2 separate regions of the Homo sapiens genome follow, and region 1 is linked to region 2. A link is a contact called in ENCODE Hi-C or POLR2A ChIA-PET data. All regions are on one chromosome and are shown on one strand. Each heading gives the region's core, a stretch centred on a gene start or an enhancer-like site at or near the end of the contact. The rest is flanking DNA. Distances are from core to core; before and after follow the strand shown. Region 1 overlaps PTDSS2 (phosphatidylserine synthase 2). Region 2 holds the start of IFITM5 (interferon induced transmembrane protein 5).

Evidence for each region. Hi-C counts contacts between places; a loop is a spot of excess contacts on that map. ChIA-PET counts read pairs that join two places held with the same protein, here RNA polymerase II (POLR2A). Pooled maps may share reads with other maps.
Region 1: POLR2A ChIA-PET joins it to region 2 with 17 read pairs in PC-9. The contact joins the enhancer-like site here to the promoter of IFITM5 in region 2. A Hi-C loop is called at or near these places in 14 of 168 maps with a recorded cell type or tissue (B cell, CD4-positive, alpha-beta T cell, CD4-positive, alpha-beta memory T cell and 8 more), 9 of 37 single-sample maps with no recorded cell type and 9 of 50 pooled maps. POLR2A ChIA-PET finds 5 or more read pairs at or near these places in 8 of 52 experiments (A549, CD4-positive, alpha-beta T cell, CD4-positive, alpha-beta memory T cell and 5 more).

The regions. Positions count from the first base shown.
Region 1 is chr11:462,560-469,807 of GRCh38, reverse strand. All of the region lies in intron 2 of PTDSS2 (phosphatidylserine synthase 2), which reads right to left. Among named protein-coding and RNA genes, the nearest start is that of PTDSS2, 16 kb to the right of the region's middle. RefSeq lists an enhancer at 2,148-2,647. Within about 2 kb of position 3,492, at least 2 of the 41 ENCODE cell types and tissues checked have a DNase peak (open chromatin) inside an H3K27ac peak, as active enhancers do; they include PC-9, where a contact is called at or near this core.
Region 2 is chr11:295,579-302,035 of GRCh38, reverse strand. IFITM5 (interferon induced transmembrane protein 5) reads left to right here and starts at 2,510. Exons shown (of 2, transcript NM_001025295.3): 1 at 2,510-2,731; 2 at 3,323-3,836. The coding sequence starts at 2,546. The coding sequence ends at 3,535. PGGHG (protein-glucosylgalactosylhydroxylysine glucosidase) reads right to left here. Exons shown (of 14, transcript NM_025092.5): 14 at 5,929-6,457. RefSeq lists an enhancer at 3,180-3,339.

The sequences.
Region 1 (7,248 bases), core at 2,243-4,742, 170 kb before region 2:
TGCCCCGGTGCTGGAATCAGCCATTTCTCCTCAGAGCCCTGGCCCCGTGGACTGGAGGGCACTAGGAACCAGGATCTGGGCCTGGGTGTGCTCACTGCTGCAAGCATAGCTGGTTCTAGGCCCCCTCAGCTTGTACAGCAACAAGATCTGTGTGTATCCATTAACCACTGCGCACACACTGTTTAACCATCTTTGTCTCTTCTGGGCTAAACGTGCAATGGTAATCCACCATCACAGCGGCCACTCCAACCTCGTCCCTCTGATTACCCGGAGACTCCCCTCCTCCTCCCTCCGATTACCCAGAGACTCCCCTCCTCCTCCCTCCGATTACCCAGAGACTGCCCTCCTCCTCCCTCCGATTACCCAGAGACTGCCCTCCTCCTCCGAGTACCCAGAGACTCCCCCGGAGACTCCCCTCCTCCTCCCTCCGATTACCCAGAGACTCCCCTCCTCCTCCCTCCGATTACCCAGAGACTGCCCTCCTCCTCCCTCCGATTACCCAGAGACTCCCCTCCTCCTCCCTCCGATTACCCAGAGACTGCCCTCCTCCTCCTTCCGATTACCCAGAGACTCCTCTCCTCCTCCTTCCGATTACCCAGAGACTCCCCTCCTCCTCCCTCTGATTACCCAGAGACTGCCCTCCTCCTCCTTCCAATTACCCAGAGACTCCCCTCCTCCTCCTTCCGATTACCCAGAGACTCCCCTCCTCCTCCCTCCGATTACCCAGAGACTCCCCTCCTCCTCCCTCTGATTACCCAGAGACTGCCCTCCTCCTCCTTCCGATTACCCAGAGACTCCCCTCCTCCTCCTTCCGATTACCCAGAGACTCCCCTCCTCCTCCCTCCGATTACCCAGAGACTCCCCTCTTTCTCCGATTACCCAGAGACTCCCCTCCTCCCTCCGATTACCCAGAGACTCCCCTCCTTCTCCAATTATTCAGAGACTCCCCTCCATCTCAGAGACTCCCCTCCTCCGATTACCCAGACTCCCCTCCTCCGATTACCCAGAGACTCCCCTCCTCCAATTACCCAGAGACTCCCCTCCTCCTCCCTCTGATTACCCAGAGACTCCCCTCCTTCTCTGATTATCCAGAGACTCCCCTCCCACAGCCATCATACACACCACAGTGACAGAGCTGCCAGTCAGCACCTCTGTGCAGCAAAACTTTATCGACTAGAGCAGCGTCTGTGCCATTCCTTTTGCCTCTGGCCTTATAGACACTGCTCATTTCCAAAGTTACTCAGCACCTTCCTCTGAACACCCTTCAGGAAGGTCACGGAATGCATCTGCAGTAGTTAAGATTCTTGTCAGTCGGCCTTCCCCGCCGGGACCCCCATCTCCTCAATGAATGTTTAAAATCTGCACACGGTCTGCTCGTGTTGTCCAGTTCTACAGGTTCGGACAAACGCAGTGTCATGTACCAACCAGGATGGTGCCACACAGAGTGGCCTCACTGCCATACGAATGCTGCATTCTACTATCCACTCTCCCCTTTCCCCGGGAAACAACTGATGTTTTCACTACCACATCATATTGCCTCTTCCAGAAGGTCATCGAGCTGAAATCACAGTGCGCGGCCTTCTCAACTGGCTCCTCTCACTTAGGAATGTGTATTTATAGAAACATGTATTTAAGGTTCCTCCCGGTCGCAGTGGCTTAATGCTCATTACTATCTTTTAGAGATGGGGTCTCACCCTGTTGCCCAGGCTGCAGTGCAGTGGCTCAATCACAGCTCGCTGCAACCTCTGCCTTCCGGGCTTGAGATCCCACTCAGCCTCTTGACAGGTGGGACCATGTGTGTGTGCTGTGACACTCGGCTAAGTTTTTTAGTTTGGTAGAGATGGGGTCTCAGTATGTTGCCCAGGCTGGTCTTGAACTCCTGGGCTCAAGCGATCCTCCTGCCTCAGCCTCCCAAACTGCTGGGATTATAAGCGTGAGCCACCATGCCTGGCCTGCATGCAGGTTTTTATGTGGACATAAGTTTTCAATTCAGTTGGATAAATATTCAGGAGCAAAACTGCTAGATTGCATGGTAAGAATCTATCTATCTATCTATATCTATATCTATATTTTTTGAGACAGAGTCTCGCACTGTTGCCCGGGCTGGAGTGCAATGTTGCGATCTCGGCTCACTGCAACCTCCGCCTCCTGGCCTCCCGAGTAGCTGGGATTATAGGTGCCTGCCACCATGCCAGGCTAATTTTTTGCATTTTTAGTAGAGACGGGGTTTCACTATGTTGGCTAGGCTTGTCTTGATCTCCTGACCTCGTGATCCACCTGCCTCAGCCTCCCAAAGTGCTGGGATGACAGGCGTGAACCACCACGTCCAGCCCAAGAATATATTTATATTTAGTTCTGTGAGAGTCTGTGAAACTGTCTTCTAAAGCGGCTTTAGCCTTTTGTATTCCCACCAGCAATGGGTGAGAGTTCCTGGAAGCGTTGGTACTGTCGGTTTTTAAGGTTTTAGCTGCTCCGTCGGGTATGCAGTGGCGTCTCCCTGTTTCCAGTTCCTGAAGGACAAATGATGCTGGGTATCCTCCCACCGCAATCTCCCGTCTGAATAACTTCCCTGGTGAACATCTGCTTAGACCTTTCACCCAGGTTTTGCTTTGTTTTGAGACAAAGTTTTGCCTTTGTCACCCAGGCTGGAGTGCAGTGGCCCCATCTCGGCTCACTGCAACCTCTGCCTCCTGGGTTCAAGTGATTCTCCTGCCTTAGCCTTCCGAGTGGGTGTCACCCAGGTTTGTGTTTGAAAGAGAGGGTCTTGCTCTGTTGCCTAGGCTGGAGTGCAGTGGTGTGATCTTGGCTCACTGCAGCCTTGACCTCCCGGGCTCAAGGGATCCTCCCACCTCAGACTCCTGAGTAGCTGGAACTGCAGGTGTGCACCACCACGCCTGGCTAATTTTTGTATTTTTTGTAGAGACGGGGTTTTGCCATGTGACACGGTTTCGCTGTGTCCCCACCCAAATCTCATCTTGAATTGTAATCCCCACGTGTGGAGGGAGGGAAGTGACTGGGTTATGGGGGCGGTTCCCCCATGCTGTTCTCATGTAGTGAGGGAGTCTCACGAGAGCTGATGGTTTTAGAAGCGGCAGTTTTGGCCGTGCGCGGTGGCTCACACCTGTAATCTCAGCACTTTGGGAGGCCGAGGTGGGCGGATCACTTGAGGCCAGGAGTTTCAGACCAACCTGGCCAACATGGTGAAACCTCGTCTCTATTAAAAAATACAAAAATTAGCCAGGCGAGGTGGCGCATGCCTGTAGTCCCAGCTACTCGGGAGGCTGAAGCAGGAGAATCGCTTGAACCCAGGAAGCGGAGGTTGCAGTGAGCCCCAAGATCATGCCACTGCACTCCAGCCTGGGCAACAGAGCAATACTCTGTCTCAAAAAAAAAAAAAAAAAAAAAAGAGTGGCAGTTTTTCCTGTGCCCGTTCTCAGTCTCTCCTGCCGCCTTTGTGAGGAAGGTGCCTGCTTCCCCTTTTGCCTTCCACAGTGATTGTACGTTTCCTGAGGCCTCCCCAGCAATTCGGAACTGTGAGTCGATGAACCTCTTTCTTTTGTAAATTACCCAGTCTTGGGTATTTCTTTATAGCAGTATGAAAACAGACTAATAGACCATGTTACACAGGCTGGTCTGGAATTCTTGGCCTCAAGCAATCCTTCTGCCTCAACCTCCCAAAGTGCTGGGATTACAAGTGTGAGCCACCCTGCCCAGCCTGTTTTTCTTCTTCTTGAGCTTTAAGAGTTCTTTGCATATTTTGAATACAAGTACTTTATCAGATAGGTGTTTTGTAAACATTTTCAACAGCTTGTGGCTCACCTTTTCGTTCCCTTAACAGTGTCTTTTACAAAGCAGAAATTTTAATTTTTTCAAGGTCTCACTCTGTCGCCTAGGCTGGAGTGCAGTGGTGCTACCATAGCTCACTGCAGCCTAGACCTCCTGGGTTCAAGCAATCCTCTCGCCTCGGTCTCCTGAGTACCTGGAACCACAGGCATGTACTACCACAATTAGCCAATTTATCTTTTCCTAATTTTTAGTAGAGATGGGGGGGGGGTGGTCCTCACTATGTTGCCCAGGCTGGTCTCAAACTTGTGACCTCAAGCAATCCTCCTAGATTGGCCTTCCAAAGTGCTAGGATTAAGGGCATGAACCACCACACCCAGCAGACAATTTTAATTGTAATGAAGTCCAATTGATCAAGTTTTTATTTTCATGGATTGTGCTACTGGTATTTTATTATCACCAAACCCAAGGTCACTATACTTTCTCCTGTGATTTCTCCAAGATGTTTTATAATTGTGGCTGAGCATGATAGCTCAGATGTTTTATAATTATGCCTGGGCATGATAGCTCACATCTGTAATCCCAGCAGTTTGGGAGGCCAAAGCAGGGGTTTGAGACCAGCCTGGGCAACACAGTGAGACTTTATCTCTACAAAAAATTTTAAAAAGTAGCTGGGTGTGGTGGTGCACACCGGTAGTCCTAGCTCCTTGGGAGGCTGAGGCAGGAGGATTGCTGGAGGCCAGGAGTTGGAGGCTACAGTGAGCTGTGACTGCGCCACTGCACTCCAGTGTGGGTGACAGAGCAAGACCCTGTCTCAAAAACAAAAAGAGAAGTTTTATAGCTTCTCATTTCACATTTAGGCTTATCTAGAATCCATTTAGAATTAGGTTTTGTGAGAAGTGTCAGGTCTGTGTCTAGATTTGCACGTGGATGTTCTGTTGCTCTAGCGCCAGTGTTGAAAAGGCCATCCCTTCGCCATGGACTTGCCTTTGTTCCTTTGTCAAGGATCGGCTGCCTGCAGTCGTGCGCGCCTGTTTCTGGGCTCGGTATTTCGGTGCATTTTTGACAGGAAGTCTTGAAATTGTGTAGTTTCTGTGTCCAACTTTGTTATTCTTCAGCACTGTGAGTATATTTATATGCATTATGTTTTATATGTATTACAAGTAAGGATATTTATATTTTAAGTGTATTACATTTATATATGTTACATGTATTTTATTGAGTAAAATGTGTGAAGAGGTTTAATTTACTAAGTTTAAAATGGGATAAAAATGTAATGGACTGGTGAGGAAAGCTGGACTCTCCCCCAGGGTCACCCCCATACAGGCAGATCAGTGAACGGTGCCGTGTCCACGCAACGGAAGCTCCCCAGTGAGCCCACCGGCAGGCACAGCAAGGATGCCGCGAAGCTGCCCTCCAGCGGGAGAGGCCAGGCCGGAGGAGCAACTGCGTTCACAGGAAGCCGGGGCCGGCAGCACAGACCCTGCTCTCACCCAGGCAGATGCACTGGCACTGCCCGAGCCGGGGTGAGGCACTCTGAGCGCAGGGGAGATGCCTCCGCACTGCCCGAGCCGGGGTGAGGCACTCTGAGCGCAGGGAACAGTGAACACTTTCGCACCCCCATGCAGTGGTGGGCACACGGGGCTCTGAGTCTGTTAAAACTCATCAGCCGTACGCGTGAATCAGACACAGATTATAGTAAATTATAGGTCAATAACGTTGACTCAAGAAAAGCAAAACGGGGCCGGGCGCAGTGGCTCACGCCTGTAATCCTAGCAATTTGGGAGGCTGAGGCGGGTGTACTGTCTGTGCTCAGGAGTTCAAAACCAGCCTGGGCAACATGGTGAAACCTGTCTCTACCAAAATATAAAAAAATTAGTGGGGCGTGGCGGTGCACGGCTATAGTCCCAGCTACCACAGAGGATGAGGCACAAGAACTGATTGAACCTGGGAGGTGAAGGTTGCAGTGGGCCATCACGCCACTGCACTCCAGCCTGGGCAACAGAGCACGACCCTGTCTCCAAAAAAAGAAAAAAAAAAGAAAAAGAAAATCATCCCCTAAGGTGGGGAACCTGTTAGATCCATAAAAAGAACAATGACAGCAAGCTGAATAAAGACACACTAGTTTTATAACTTTTTAACTTTAATAACATAAATATTAATTTTTAAAAATAAGGCTGGCCAGGCATGGTGGCTCATGCCTGTAATCCCAGCACTTTGGGAGGCTGAGGCGGGCGGATCACGAAGTCAGGAGATCGAGACCATCCTGGCTAACACGGTGAAACCCCGTCTCTACTAAAAATACAAAAAATTAACCGGGCATGGTGGCGGGCACCTGTAGTCCCAGCTACTCGGGAGGCTGAGGCAGGAGAATGGCGGGAACCCGGGAGGTGGAGCCTGCAGCGAACCAGGATTGTGCCACTGCACTCCAGCCTGGACAACAGAGCGAGAGTCTGTCTGAAAACAAAAAAATAAGGCTGGGAGCTGCAGTGGCTCAGGCTGTTTGTTCTGGCGCTTGGGGAGGCGAGGCTACACGTTCGAGGCCAACCTGGTCAACATTGACCAAAAAAAAAAAAAAAATTCCAACCTGGCTAACACGGTGAAACCCCGTCTCCACTAAAAATACAAAAACTGTCTGGGCATGGTGGTGGGCCCTGTATTCCCAGCTACTCGGGAGGCTGAGGCAGGAGAATGGCGTGAACCCGGGAGACGGAGCTTGCGGTGAGCCGAGATCACACCACTGCACTCCAGCCTGGGGTACAGAGCGAGACTCCATCTCAAAAAAAAATAAAATAAATAAAAAATAAAATTAAGCCTAATTTCTAGAAGGTATTTTCTTTTCTTTTCTTTTTTTTTTTTTGAGACGGAGTCTCGCTTTTTCGGCAGGTGGAGTGCAGTAGTGCGATCTCAGCTCACTGCAAGCTCTACCTCCTAGGTTCATGCGATTGTCCTGCCTCAGCCTCCCGAGTAGCTGGGACTACAGGCATGAGCCACCGCGCCCGGCTAATTTTTGTATTTTTAGTAGAGACAGGATTTCACCATGTTGGTTAGGTTGGTCTCGATCTCTTGACCTCGTGATCTGCCCGCCTCAGCCTCCCAAAGTGCTGGGATGACAGGCGTGAGCCACCGCGCCTGGCCTAGAAGGTATTTTCTATATAAGAAAATCTACCCTTGAGGACATCAGATAATTCTAGTATTAAAAGTAAACCAGCCCCCACAGCCTTCTGGACACCCTGTGTGGGGACACCCTGTGTGTGGGCACCCTGTGTGCGGACACCCTCTGTGTGGACACCCTGCGTAGGGGCAGGTAGGGTGGCTGCCCAGGAGCTGGGCTTCTGGTGTGCAGCAGTGCGGGTCCAGGCCATGAGAATGGACTCAGGACAGGTGCACCACGGCAATTTCACTGGAAGGAGCCACAGAGCCACGGTCAGTGCCAGGGTGACCTGGGGCAGCCGAGCCTTCCAG
Region 2 (6,457 bases), core at 1,261-3,760:
TCGGTTCACCGCAACCTCCGCCTCCTGGGTTCAAGTGATTCTCATGCCTCAGCCTCCTGAGTAGCTGGGATTACAGGCATGCGCCACCACGCCTGGCTAATTTTGTATTTTTAGTACAGACGGGGCTTCTCCATGTTGGTCACGCTGGTCTCGAACTCCTGACCTTGTGATCTGCCCGCCTTGGCCTCCCAAAGTGCTGGGATTACAGGCATGAGCCACCGCACCCGGCCACAATCTTGATCTTAACCTGAACACTCCTTTTCTACCAATCCCAAGTCTTTAGACAAGCTCAACCAATTGTCAACAAGAAAATGTTTAAACTCACCTATAGCCTGGAACACCGCTGCCCCTCCCCCCACCCCCCCCACCCCCAGCTTTGTGTTGTCCCGCCTTTCTGGACCAAACCAATGTATTTCTTAAATGTATTTGATTGATACCTCATGTCTCCCTAAAATGTATAAAACCAAGCTGTGCCCTGAGCCCCTTGGGTATATGTTCTCAGGACCTCCTGAGGGCCGCACCACAGGCCATGGTCACTCATATTTGGCTCAGAATAAATCTCTTCAAATATTTCGCAGAGTTGGACTCTTTTCGTTGACACTTGTATTGATCTATGTCTTTGCCTGCAACTTCTGTCTCCCTACAATGTATAAAACCAAGCTGTAGCCCAGCCACCTTTGGCACGTTTGCTGGAACTCTGGAGGCTGTATCATGAGCCGTGGTCAGTCATATTCGGCGTAGGACAAACCTCTTTAAATACTTTACAGAGTTAGCTTTTTTCATCCTGACCAACATGGTGAAACCCCGTCTCGACTGCAAATACAAAAACTAGCCGGGCGTGGTGGCGGGAGCCCGTAGTGCCAGCGGCTCGGGAGGCTGAGGCAGGAGAATCGCTTGAACCCGGGAGGCGGAGGTTGCCGTGAGCCAAAATCACGCCACTGCACTCCAGCCTGGGCGACAGAGTGAGACTCTGTCTCACAAAAAAAAAAAAAAAAACAAAAACAAAAGAAAAAAAGTCACCCCTCTGCTCACTGAGGTGAATGCATATATCTGGTTGCCTCCTTTGGAGAAGCAAGTCAGAAACTCAAAAGAATGCAACCTTTGTCTCTTATCTACCTGCGACCGGGAAGCGCCTCCCCACTTCGAGTCTTCCCTGCCTTGCTTTGCATTGTCCTGCCTTTCCAGACTGAACCAATGTTCATCTTACATATGTTGACTGATGTCTCCTGTGTCCCTAGAATGTATAAAACCAAACTGTGCTCCGACCACCTTGGGTACAGATCCTCAGGAGCTCCAGAGGCTGTCACAGGCACATCCTCAATCTTGGCAAAATAATCTAAATTAACCGAGACCTGTCTCAGATATTTGGGGTTCACAGGCTCAAGCACAGCAGCAAGGAACCCCCCACCCAACCATCCCCTGCAGGTGGCGAGTGTGCGTCCTGGAGGAGGGAGGGCAGCTTGGTCCTGGGCACTCAGGAGTGTGGCCGACTGGGAGACGGGGAAGCTGAGCCTTCTGGCCCGGTGCAGTTGCCACCACTGCTCCGGGGAAGGCTTGGCAGAGGAGGTTGGGAGGGAGGATCCAGGGTCTATTGTTGGCACGTGGGTGGAGGTCCACAGAGCAGGAGTTGCGTGTGTGTGTCCAGAGCTGGGGACCAAGCCAATGTCTTTGGGGGGAAGTCTGGGCTGAAGACATAAATGTGAGTCGTCAGCACACACAGGCATCTACAGCCAGAGACAAGACTGGGGCGGACCTTGAGCCCTAAACAGGACCACTCACCACAGACATTCTGGGATCAGGGAGGGCAGCCGAGGAGGCTGAGGGGAGTGTCCACCACAGGAGCCCACAGGCTCCCTGCATCCCGACACCAGTGTTAACAGCTGTTGCTGGTCCCTGGGGGTTCCCCTGCCGGCTCCTAACAGGCTGCACCCCCTGGCTTTCCCCCCATGTGGTTCTCTCCTTCTCTCTCGCGCCCTCCTCCGACAGCCGCCCTCCCTGTCCCCCTTGCAGGGATGCCTGCGCTCCTAGGGCCTGGCGCTGGTGCTCTGAGAGTGTTAGGGGCAGAGTTGAGTTCTGGGAATGAAGGGGCTGCAGTTTCAGCAGCTCTGGTTCTGAGGAGGGGGCTCCTGTACATCCCTGAATTATGAGGCCCATGGCCCTGAGGCGACACCTCCAACTCTTCTTGGCCTGGACGGAGGGGGCTCTGGCCAGTGGTCTGCCCACTGCCCACTTGGCCAGCAGCCTTTGATGGGGGTGGGGGGATGGGTGGGGGTCTCTGCCACTGCCCGGCCGTAGCCTTCCAAGCGGGGGGCTCCCAGATGGGATGTCTGTCAGGAGGGACCCTGCTGGGTGGTCCAAGGCAGCCTCGGACAGGGGCTCCCTGGGGTGGGGGCTAAGGGGCGGGCCGCACCCTCGGCCCGCAGGCTGTAATTTGTGTTATATATAGCGTTGAGGGGCTGGGCCGGGAGGGCGACAGGGCTATAAGTGAGCGGGTGCCCACCCTCCCAGCACCAGTCTGAGTGTGGAAGAGACGGCGCTGGAACCCATGGACACGGCGTATCCCCGCGAGGACACCCGGGCCCCCACGCCCAGCAAGGCCGGTGCCCACACAGCCCTCACACTGGGGGCCCCGCACCCCCCGCCTCGAGACCACTTGATCTGGTCGGTGTTCAGCACCCTCTACCTGAATCTGTGTTGCCTCGGCTTCCTGGCGCTGGCCTACTCCATCAAGGTGGGCAGGGGCCCTACCGAGGTTGCGGGGGAGGCTCCACTACTCCATCAAGGTGGGGGGAAGGGGGAGGGATGGGGAGCTCCGTGGGGGGTCCTTGCCGTGCTGGGGGCCGCGGGGGGCTCTGCTTGTCCGTGAGGGGCTCTGTGGGCACAGCTATCAGTATGGCCGGGAAAGAGCTCCTCACGAAGGCAAGGCCGGGGGGCCTCTTCTTAACGGGGTCTGGCCCATCCAAGAGCACAGAGGCCATTGGGAGGCACCCACAGAGGTCTCTGCAATCAAGAGGGGGTTCACATGCTGTGGGCTTCTGGAACAGAGGTCCCTTTGACTTCAGCTCCTGGCTGGCAGGGTGGGGGGTGTCTCAGCACCCTGGGGGACCCTCACCCATAGAGAGCTCTGATAGGCTGACACTGGCCTGGGATGGCCCCCGGGTCCATAGCTGGGGCCCCAAGGAGTATCTCCTCAGGCCACACCCCTCCATCCAGATTTTGGGTGCAGTAGGGGCCTTCCAGGTGCCCAGGGTGTGGGTGGGGAAGGGCCCCCAGGCCCCGAGGACACATAGAGATCTGGCCCTGTGGTCTGGTCTCTCTGCAGGCCCGAGATCAGAAGGTGGTTGGTGACCTGGAAGCGGCCCGGCGTTTTGGCTCCAAAGCCAAGTGCTACAACATCCTGGCCGCGATGTGGACGCTGGTGCCGCCACTGCTGCTCCTGGGGCTGGTGGTGACTGGTGCCCTGCACCTGGCCCGGCTGGCCAAGGACTCTGCCGCCTTCTTCAGCACCAAGTTTGATGACGCGGACTATGACTGACAGGCTGGGTCCTGATCTGGGGCACTAGCCCCAGGACACTGACCCCAGGCTGCTGCCCCTGGGGCCCAATACTGACTCCCCGGAGCCTGGCCCTCCTTCTGTGGGGCCTCCATCCCTGCCCCATCCTGATCCTGGGGCCCTCCAGCCCCAACATGGGCACCTAAGGCTGAACCAGTCAGACCCCGGGGTCTTCACCCTAACCCGAGAGTTCCCGGGCCCTAACTCTGCCCCCGATCCTGCCCCTCCCTCCTCACACTCCAGGCCCCTCGGTTCCACGATTAAAAGTGCCTGGTTCCAGAAAGTGCCTCCTGGCCTCTTTCCTGCCTAGCGTGGGGGAAGGAGCTGCCCTAGGGACCACCAAAGCCAAATGCCACAGGGCCAGCCCCCAGAGTCAGTGGCGGGAGCGCCCCCCGCAGCTCAGCAGCCCTGCTTGGCCCCAACTGTCCCCTTCTCTCAGCCACTGGGCGGCCTGTGGCTTACGGGGCGGAGGCCCAGAGTATTTTAGACTAAGTTTGAGAGCCCAGGCCTTTGATCTCTGCTGCTCTGTGGTTTAGCGGCCTGTGCTCCAGAACATCATGGGTGCGTCCCAACCCCACGTGTGTCCACCCCATCTCTCTGTGCGCATGTGTGTGCGTGCTCGAAGTCTGCGTGAGAGTCCGTGCCTGTGGGTGGGCTCCATCTGCGGTCTGGTGTACACCTCCTTCCTTTCTGGGTCATTCTGTCTGTCCCCATGACCCTGCGTGCCCCCTTAATTCTGAGAAATCCCAGTCCCCACGGTGGTTTCCCTCCCTCCTGGGCCAGTGAGGGTGGCTAGAAAGGCAGGGCGGGGACGATCCCATGGGTGGGGCTGGACACACACACAAACACATGTGGGAAGGATAGCAGCTTCCCTTTCTCTCTCACACACACACACACACACACACCCCAACCAAACTATATCCAGAAAGGCAGAAAATGGGCATGTGTGCAACATTCTCTGAGTCCCCTGGTGCTGGGTGCATGTTCTCATATTATTTTACCTGCGTTGTGTACCACAGCCTCCCCACACACCCACCACAGCCTGGTGATGGGAGAGGGCCAGGGACATGCACACTGCGAGGCTGCGGGGAGGCCCTGGGGCCTCGCTGAGGCCAGCCATTGCCGGGAGGTGGTGGTTAACAGCACAGTGGCCCAGGGTTCTGAGCACCCCACTCCGGGGCCCTTCCCTTCCCGGGGAATCGCCGTTGCCTGCCTGCTCTTCCTGGGCTGTGGGCAGGAATCTTTTGGTCTACTCGGAGCCCTGGGCAGCATCCCCTATCTGTGATATGCCTGCAGCCAACGGCTGGCGTGGCAGGGACTCTGAGGGCAGGCCCAGCCAGCCCTGGAGGCAGAGGTGTGTGGAGGCCATGCTGGGCGCTGGAGACAGACAGGACCAGTCCCACAGTGGACCAAGGACAAGGGCAGTGTGCCCACCTGTGCTTGCCTTGGGATAGAGACAGTGTGCCAGCCCTGAGCCTCAGGATTGGCCTGAGAAGGGATCAAACTGTGTCGGGTGCAGAGACTGGGAGGGGGTCAGCCCATGTGTGGCTGGATACGTGTCCCCAGAAAAGAGACGGTCTGCCAGTCCCCAGGCTTACTGAGGGGCAGGGACGACCTGGTCCATTCCCGGTGCTGTGGGTGAGCCACCTTGGGGGAACGGTCACCAGCACCTCCCTGCCTCAGGCTCAGGCTCCTGGGCAGGCGATGAACCCTGACCAGCCCTGCCGGCACACGTGCACTGACCATCACGACCCCCCCAAAAGGGTCACCTCAGGATGTGCAGAGGTGGCCCCACACGCGTGTGGCACGCACGTGCAGCAGGCTTCAGGCCATATCTCTCCTGCGGGCGCAAGGCTACCGACCACCCTGACTTGACACCTGTGCCCACATCACCCTGGCTCTGGGGCTGCAAAGATGAACTCCTGCTGGGGCAACCGTGGCCGGGAGAAGGGGCCCATGCTTCCCTCGGGGAACCTGCCTCTGCCTCTCGCTGCCCAGCGACAGCGTCGGATGGGACCCAGCTCTGCAGCTGAGGGAGCCTGTAGGGGCCGGGGGAGCCACGTGGAGGCGTCAGGCTGCATTCTGCGAGACTCCTGCCCGGCACTGGACTGCATGCCGGGCTGCCCCCTGACCCACAGCCCCTCTCCACTGTGGCCACGAGCCCCTGTGAGACTCCTGCCCGGCACTGGACTGCACGCCAGGCTGCCCCTGACCCACAGCCCCTCTCCACTGTGGTCATGAGCCCCTGCAAGACTCCTGCCCGGCACTGGACTGCACACTGGGCTGCCCTGACCCACGGCCCCTCTCCACTGTGGCCATGAGCCCCAGCAAGCAAGCTGCCATAAAACACGCAGTGTCCACAGGTCTCAGCCTTCTGCACCCTACACGGTTCCTGTCAGGGGAGCCGACCTCTGAGTGCTGGTCTCGGCCGCAGGTGTGCTGCAGCACATGCCTCCCCCACACGCTGCTTCTGGCAGCCGCTGAGGGTGGCAGAGACAGCAGACAGGCCTTGGGAGACCCAGGCATCCTGGCCCCCAGACCCTAGAGCTGCCTGAAAGATGTTTCCACAGGCGTCCTTGCCTCCTTCCCTCCCTCCCTGAGTCTCCGTCCAAACCTCTGCTGTCCTCCGAGGACAGGGTGCAGCGGCAACACCAGAGCAGGAGGGAGATGCAGATGCGAGGGGAGCCATGTTGCTGGGCGCGAGCCTTAAAGTTGCTGTGCTTCCCGACTCAAGTGAAAGGAGAAATGGGACCCGGGGCACGGCCCTCACTTCAGAAGGAAGCACAGCGGCTCCTCAGAGGAATAATGCTCTCCCCAGCACCAAAGCTTTAATTCCTCAGGCTGACAGCGGTGCAGGGGGCCTGGTCCTCATCAGGGTTTCAGCAGCAGATGCCATCACATCTT